2 separate regions of the Homo sapiens genome follow, and region 2 is linked to region 1. A link is a contact called in ENCODE Hi-C or POLR2A ChIA-PET data. All regions are on one chromosome and are shown on one strand. Each heading gives the region's core, a stretch centred on a gene start or an enhancer-like site at or near the end of the contact. The rest is flanking DNA. Distances are from core to core; before and after follow the strand shown. Region 1 has its middle 100 kb from the start of LINC02998. Region 2 has its middle 110 kb from the start of LINC02998.

Region 1 (4,122 bases), core at 605-3,104:
CTACTGATAACACAGGAAAAAAAACTACTTTGTGAATTATCCTTTAATTTCTTAAAAGTTAACAGATGAGACCATAAAGTAATTATACATAAATAAATACCCACATACTCCACATATATACACATGCGCATGCACACACACACGAACTTACACTGCCAAACCAATGTTTAACTCCTCAAAGTAGTTATGTTGAAAAATAACATGTGCCAATAACAATAGCACTACTTGAAATTCTTTTAAATATTTTCAGGTTGTTCAAGAATGCTTGATTTAGTTTCTGTCCAGTTAAACCACCTGGGTTTGGGTCACTGCTTTGTTGCTTACTAGCTATATAACCTTGGGCACATTTCTTAACCTCTCTCTGCCTTAATTTCCTCATCAGTAAACTAGAAATGATAGAGCTGTTGCACAGACTGAGTGACTTAATATATGAAAAGTGTTTAGAACTGTTTCATCAGGCACATAGTAAGCATTCAATAAATATTAGCTTTATATGACCCATCTTCTTCATCAGATTTGGCTTTGAGGACAGATGTGACTTTTTAGTATTTCCAAAAAGTCACTTAGAGTGTGATTATTGCCATTATTGAGGCTATTCTATAACATGTACTGCAGATTTTGTTTAATCTTCCAGCATTCTTTCATAACTTGGGGTGAATAGTTTATCTGTTTAATAATTGTGTTGTTGATGGACATGCCTATATCTTGCCATTTGAATATGCCTACTGAAGATTTTGCAGCACTAAGCTCTAAGGACATCAGCTTTTAAATAGCTACCAGAAATGCGAATCAATACAACGTTCAAATAATAAGGTTTTGGCCTTCATTTAAACCCACAGAAAGGCTATAATAAAATGCGCAAGTTGGACTGTTTAACAAAATTCCAAGCCCACTCATTCTGGTTTTTCACTTTTTACATTTTTTAATCCATCCACATATCTCATCCTCATTTCTTCTAGAGCTCCAGCTGACTTGGAAATGTGCTGCCATTTCTCTTCTCGTGACTTGTAGAAACAATCATTTTTTCCAAGGCCATACACACCAAGGCTGGACAAAGCATGTTTTCCACTGCAGCTACTCTGCTATGGAACACTGCTTTCCCTCCCTCTCGCCTCTGAAATATACCATCTTCCAAAACAAATGGAAAACCTGCCACTCAAAACAAGATCTAGTAGCCTCAGGTCTCATTTCCACTCAAACCAAATTTAGTTCAATTAACGACCCCATTGCTTCAGGTAAGGCCTGATTTAGTGCCCAGTGCTTGGTAATGGAAACTTCAGGCAGATGAGGAGAAGGAAAACAAAGACCCCCAATTTGAATTCAGATTTTAAAGTGATCCAAAGCCCAAAAAAGAATAGTTCAAAGCATAAATATCAGAAAATAACACAAACCTGGAATAATAATTTTTAAATTGACCTTTAGCTTTAAGAAGAGTTTAGTGGTATTTAGAAACCTAATTGTGATCCCATTTAATCCTAGTTGTAAACTTAATATTTAAAAGCCCAGACCTTTGGAGGCAGAGGTTGCAGTGAGCCGAGATCGTGCCACTGCACTTCAGCCTGGGTGACAGAGCAAGACTTCGTCTCAAAAACAAACAAACAAACAAACAAACAAAAACAACAAAGCCTAGACCTTTGTTGCGTTTCATACGAGGGATGTGAAATGCTCATGAATTCACTCTCCCACTGTTGGTCCCCCGAGAGCTTCAATTGGCATTTCAAACTTTGCTGCCTTAATTCTTCTACTGTGACCAGCTCTCAAAGCTCCTTTTAGTGATGACAAGTATTTCTCAAAAGCAAGCAAATGGTTCTATTTTCAGTATAAAAACAACAAAACAAAATGTATAGTATTACTGAAAGAGGAACTTGAAAAATAGGAAAATGAAGCCCCCTTGTGGACAAAAATATGTTTTATCAGATATGCACAAAATTCACTGATCATATTTGAATACAAAAATACTCAGTAGAATATATTTCAAAGTAAAATGCAAAGGATTCACCCAAGATGGCCTAACTCCAATTCCCAATTCCAGTTTGTTGGGACACAAATGATCTCTTGTACCATTGAATGACCTTGGAGATCAGCTGAAAGAACTGTGGCTTAAGGAAATGTTTTAATTTGTCAGGAGAAAGAAGTGTGTTTTAAATGGTGGGACACAGAGGTTAACATTCTGATTGCTGGCTATGAACTCCCTCCAGAGTCTGAGATGTTATCAGCAACTCTATCCCCCACGCTCCCACCTTCTTCTCCCACTTAGGCTGCAGACAGACTTTCTTGCCACCTCCTCCAGGCCCAGATGACAAGTAGGGAGAGTGAGTCATCATGCAGGATAATCCGAATGTCTTGAGAACATGCTGTTTGAAAAGTCAGAAACAGCACTGAATCTGAAGACTTTATCACATTTGCATTTGCATAACTGCCTTTGCCCCAGACTCTGCCACTAACTTTGTTATTTTGGGCAAATCGCTTAACCTCTTGATCTTTAATTCCACCTTCTTAAAATTGGAATAAGAGCAATACTCTCTTTATCTGCTTCACCAGGTCCTTGAGCTTCTTCGCTAACTATGAAGGAAGAAGTGAGAGAACACTGTGGTGCCAAACTCAAACTCGCATTCTAGCTCTGCCACTTGCTGTCCACCAGCAGCCCTTCTGCTTTGGACCTTGGAGAAGTGTCAAAGCCTCTCTGCATTGCAGATTTCTCATCTTTAAAATAAAAATCATATCCCAGAGAGTTGTTGAAGATTCACTGGGTAAATGTAAAGCGCATAGAACAATGCCAGGCACTGTAAGTACTATGTAAGTAATAACTATCATTAGGACCATGTAATGGACCATGTAAATGGTTGTTATTATTACTGTTTGATATGCTCTGAAATATAGAAATAAGAAACATCATCATCTGAAATAATCTCCTAAGTTTAAAACTTTGCCTGGAAAGAAGTAACTGGTAACCATAGCTTTGGAGAAACTATGTTATTGAAAACTGCATTCTCGTGGCTCTACTATGTTGATAAAATGCATATGCTATATCTATTAGCTTTCACAAAAAAGTAAACACACCTGATGTGTGAAAATTATTTAATAATGTTAAAGGTTATCAATTTATGAGAACACTCTGCAATTGATCAATACACACAGTCTTTCCAGAAAGTTTCTATGCTCATTTGCCATTGTTATTACACATTCTAGTGGATAAAAGAGATACCACACTCCAATAAAAAATGAGGGGCAGATATTAAAAGGATGTTTTAAGGAATCGCCACACTGACTTCCACAATGGTTGAACTAGTTTACAGTCCCACCAACAGTGTAAAAGTGTTCCTATTTCTCCACATCCTCTCCAGCACCTGTTGTTTCCTGACTTTTTAATGATCGCCATTCTAACTGGTGTGAGATGGTATCTCATTGTGGTTTTGATTTGCATTTCTCTGATGGCCAGTGATGGTGAGCATTCCTCAAGGATCTAGAACTAGAAATACCATTTGACCCAGCCATCCCATTACTGGGTATATATCCAAAGGACTATAAATCTTGCTGCTATAAAGACACATGCGCACGTATGTTTATTGCGGCACTATTCACAATAGCAAAGACTTGGAACCAACCCAAATGTCCAACAATGATAGACTGGATTAAGAAAATGTGGCACATATACACCATGGGATACCATGCAGCCATAAAAAATGATGAGTTCATGTCCTTTGTAGGGACATGGATGAAATTGGAAATCATCATTCTCAGTAAACTATCGCAAGAACAAAAAACCAAACACCGCATATTCTCACTCATAGGTGGGAATTGAACAGTGAGAACACATGGACAAAGGAAGGGGAACATCACACTCTGGGGACTGTTGTGGAGTGGGGGTAGGGGGGAGGGATAGCATTGGGAGATATACCTAATGCTAGATGACGAGTTAGTGGGTGCAGCGCACCAGCATGGCACATGTATACATATGTAACTAACCTGCACATTGTGCACATGTACCCTAAAACTTAAAGTATAATAATAATAATAATAATAATAATAATAAAAGGATGTCTTAAATGTCATAAATTGCCTACACAGGCTATCAAAATCAGCAAGGCCAATTCCTGGATGCCTCTTGGCTCTTTTTCATCA
Region 2 (4,122 bases), core at 951-3,450, 210 kb before region 1:
ATGAGTGGCGGTGATGGGATTTGAACCGAGAGTTTGGTGTCAGGTTCCTCTCGACTTACCCATTGTCTATACAACACCTGCCAGCTTCTGATAACTGCATCAGGTCCCACCTCTGCAGTGAACAATTGACAAATGTGCCCCAGCTCTGTTGTACTCAGTGCCCCTAGTCCCTGTTCTGTGAACATGGTAGGGAAAATTGATGGAAGAGTCTGGATCAGCTCTCTCTCCAAAGTTGGAAGTCTTGGACTACTTACACAGGATGGCTTTGGGTTTGGGAGAGAAATGGAGTAGACTTGTGTACCTGTGTGTGTGTGTGCGTGTGCATGTGCAGAGATGCAGGCAGGGGAGGCAAACAGGCAGGGAGACCCCTTGGAGTATCTGCACCCTCACTGCTCTTGGAGCATCTTCTCATTTTGAAAGCTGACCCACCATCTTGGCGAAAGTGCTGCTTCTGGTCTGGATCCCTTGATTCTACTGAGAGTGAAGTACAACCTCTGACTCTTTTGCCCTTGAACTAAAGACCTCATGGAAGCCAGGTGTCATGGCTCATGCTTGTAATCCCAGCACTTTGGGAAGCCAAGGTGGGTGGATCACTTGAGGTCAGGAGTTCAAGACCAGCCTGGCCAACATGGTGAAACCCTGTCTCTAGTAAAACTACAAAAATTAGCCGGGCATGGTGGCATGTGCCTGTAATCCCAGTTACTCTGGAGGCTGAGGCAGGAGAACCGCTTGAATCCAGGAGGCAGAGGTTGCAGTGAGCCAAGATCGCCACTGCACTGCAGCCTGGGCGACAGAGCAAGACTCAGTCAAAAAAAAAAAAAAAAAAAAAGAGACCTCATGGAAAGACATGCCAGCCAACATCTGGTGCAGGATGCAGAGCTCAGGCTGCAAATCTGCCACTGCATAGTCACTGTTGATCTCTATTTCCAGGCACCCAGAGGAGCCCAGGTTTTCAAGCCTCTCTTCACTGAACTTGCGTCACCTACAGAGGCAAAAATGAATTTTAGAAAGCTGTAGAAATTCAAAGCCAACCATAACAACCCATGTCCCTGAAGGTATTTGAATTTAGCTTCTGATGAAAATAAGGCCATTTCAATGACATAATACAGCCACATTTATATCATCCTGCCATCTCCATTTGGAGACAGCTCAGTGCTTGTCCCCAGCCAAAACTAACAGCCGGACTTCTTTTGCAATGTTTAGAAGGCACTCTTTTATTTAGTGCTGAGAAATCCTCTCTAAAGGAATGTTTCATAGAACTATGCTCAACATCCTGCTCTTTTGTAGGAAAATAAATCCAGGATGGTTGCAAGGATAATCAATTATCATAGAGTAAAAATGCATACTTTTAAACAAGGCTATTGTTTCAGCAGATGTTTAGCTTATATCATTATAAAGGCTTCAAATAAAACAATTTGGTAATGCTTTTTCTTTTAACCTCTCTTTCTGTCAATAAATAAATGCTGGATATCATAGTCCACATGACGAGTTTATTCTCCTCTATACCAAGCTGTTATTCACGTGACTTTTATTGAGCATCTACTGTATGTAGGCCTCTATTCTGGGTGCCATGGCAAATGTAAAGTTGAAAAAGATATTCTTTGCCTCTCAAGAGGAGACTGGGAAGATATCATCATATATGAAACATCTCAATAAACCAGGTGACAATCAGTACTAGCTGAAGGATCCCCTAGAAGTCAAGAGGAGGAACCTTAAAGGATGGGAATTCAAATGGTACCTACACTTATTTGCAAGGCTTTTCTGAGTAGATGTGAGATCAGAAGAGTCATACATGATTATGTCGTACAAGTGATTGGAGAATGGCCACATTCACTTTAACCATTCCTTGTCAATGAATGCTGAAGTCTGTTTCAGCCCCACTGCAAAACCTCAAATTGGGCCAGAGCAGATTACACTAAACATTGACTTTCTTTAACAGGGACAAGGAGAACTGTACTCCCACCCCCTGCACCTCTTCTACTGGGGAACAGAGAGGAGTTCATCAGAGATTTCAAGAAGCCTGGCATGTCCTTGCCCCCACCAGCAGTCTGATCTCCGAAAAGGTTGAGGGGTGCATAGCAGTCTTGGGAAGATGCTGGTTCCTGGTCCCATAAGCAGCTGATCTCTGAAGCCCATTTCCCATGTGGGGTCCTGCGTTTCACCAGACAAGAACTCTGGCTCCCCTGCTACCTCTTGGGCCATGTTTCTTTCTTAGCATAGCTTCCCAGAGATGTGCAGACGCCAGGGGAGTGGATCCAGCCAAAACATGTTCTTGGCAGAGATGCCAAGACAGAGCCCTGAAAAACAAAGGAAGTCTAGCAGATAACTGGCTCTTTCTGAAGGAATCTGGAGTTTTGACTGCCCACATTGAGCTGTTGGCACCAGCAGGAATGGAAACTGGGCCTTGCAAACAGAGTCCCAGCTTGTCTGTGCACCATGGTGGCCTGGACACAGTCAAATCACAGTCTCCCACACCCCCAGCCCAGCACACACGCAGGCTGAGTGAAGGCTGCATGCAGGACATTGCACGGCTCCTTTTTTGTGGTGTGGTCTTTACCAGAAGCCCAGCCAAACCACTGAGAAGGGGGCTTAGACACACACCGGGAGCTGTGGGCTCCAACTACCAGCGAGGTCTGCTCCAGGCCAGGGAGGGATGAGGGGATTTGTTGTGATTTCTTCACACACACACTCTTTATATTTATCCAAGCCACAGATAAGAAACAATCCTTCTAAACCCAGGGCAGTAATTTTTATTTTTTTTATTTTTTTTTGAGATGGAGTCTTGCTCTGTCGCCAGGCTGGAGTACAGTGGCGAAACCTTGCCTTACTGCAACCTCTGCCTCCCGGGGTTCAAGTGATTCTCCTGCCTCGGCCTCCTGAGTAGCTGGGATTACAGGCAACCGCCACCATGCCCAGCTAATTTTTGTATTTTTAGTAGAGATGGGGTTTCTCCAAGTTGGCCAGGATGGTCTCGATCTCTTGACCTCGTGATCTGCCCGCCTTGGCCTCCCAAAGTGCTGGGATTACAGGTGAGCCACTGCGCCCGGCCCAGGGTAGTATCTCTCTGATATCAGAATCATTTGGTTTGCTCATTAAAAAGGCAGATTTCTGGTCTCCTCTTTCGACCTGCCTGGTGAACGTGAATCGGAGGATAGAAACTGAGAATTTGCATGGTTTAAGAAATGCCTCAAGTGAGTCCTTTGTCCTAGATCAGTGAAATCGTATCTCAAGCTGCAAATAGAAAGAGCAAAGGACTGAGAAGTTTGAGTTTTGTATCCCAAGCAGGTGGTGATGGCATCATAGAAGATATAAATGGAATATAAGACATTCACTCACTTCCCCAAACATACTTAGATCCTGAGTCTTGGTTTCCGCATTTTAAAAGGATAGAGTTGGGTGACTGAATGAAGCTGGAACTAAAAGTGTGCCTGGTTCTGTCTGGGTTAAACATAGGACCCCACAAGGGAATGGACTCCAGGAACCAGGTTCATATTGTATCAGTAACAAGCTGATATTAGTAGCTGTAGGACATTGGGCAAGTTACTTAACACCCCTGTGTCTCAGTTTCTCCATCTAAAAATGGTTATAATATTATATACCTCATAGGTACTATAGGTGTATAATGCATTTACAAGTGCTGTAACAGTGTGTGGTAGAAATACTCAACAAATGTTACCTGTTACTATGCATTTTGCATTGCACTAATGAACTTTTGGAAGATCTTCCAGCTTAGTGAGAGCTTAATGGAGCTTGAACATAAATTTCACTTTGTGTGCTGGGATAGTAAGCCATGTTCTTTTAGAGTCAACACATTTTTACTGAGGCCCTACCTTGTGCAAAGGTGCTTTGCCTTCATGGAGCTATTCATCTTGTTGGGAGACACTTATTTTATTGTTGGCTTACTTGTCCAGAAACACACGAAGTATTATGAACAAGAGAAGCATCTGCCAGTACTTGGAATCCTTTCTGCTTTGCTTTCATGGCTATAATTTCATTTTGACCCCAAACAACAGCCCTGAGCAAAATGTGCAGTACTCTGAAGAGTGGTTTTCAATACTTAATATCTTAAGGAGTTTGTTGGTCCTTGGGAACTAACAAGGGTGGCAGATGAAATTGATTTAA

The links. A loop is a pair of places that touch in the nucleus more often than their neighbours do. ChIA-PET counts read pairs that join two places held with the same protein, here RNA polymerase II (POLR2A). Pooled maps may share reads with other maps.
Region 2: a map of IMR-90 shows a loop between it and region 1 (7-fold over the local background). The contact joins two enhancer-like sites. A Hi-C loop is called at or near these places in 25 of 168 maps with a recorded cell type or tissue (A673, B cell, CD4-positive, alpha-beta memory T cell and 16 more), 5 of 37 single-sample maps with no recorded cell type and 28 of 50 pooled maps. POLR2A ChIA-PET finds 5 or more read pairs at or near these places in 5 of 52 experiments (A673, AG04450, activated naive CD4-positive, alpha-beta T cell and 2 more).

What each region holds. Positions count from the first base shown.
Region 1 is chr5:54,843,442-54,847,563 of GRCh38, forward strand. It overlaps the pseudogene CSPG4BP. Among named protein-coding and RNA genes, the nearest start is that of LINC02998, 100 kb to the left of the region's middle. Within about 2 kb of position 1,855, at least 4 of the 41 ENCODE cell types and tissues checked have a DNase peak (open chromatin) inside an H3K27ac peak, as active enhancers do.
Region 2 is chr5:54,630,022-54,634,143 of GRCh38, forward strand. It overlaps a transcript of SNX18 not described here. Among named protein-coding and RNA genes, the nearest start is that of LINC02998, 110 kb to the right of the region's middle. Within about 2 kb of position 2,201, at least 5 of the 41 ENCODE cell types and tissues checked have a DNase peak (open chromatin) inside an H3K27ac peak, as active enhancers do.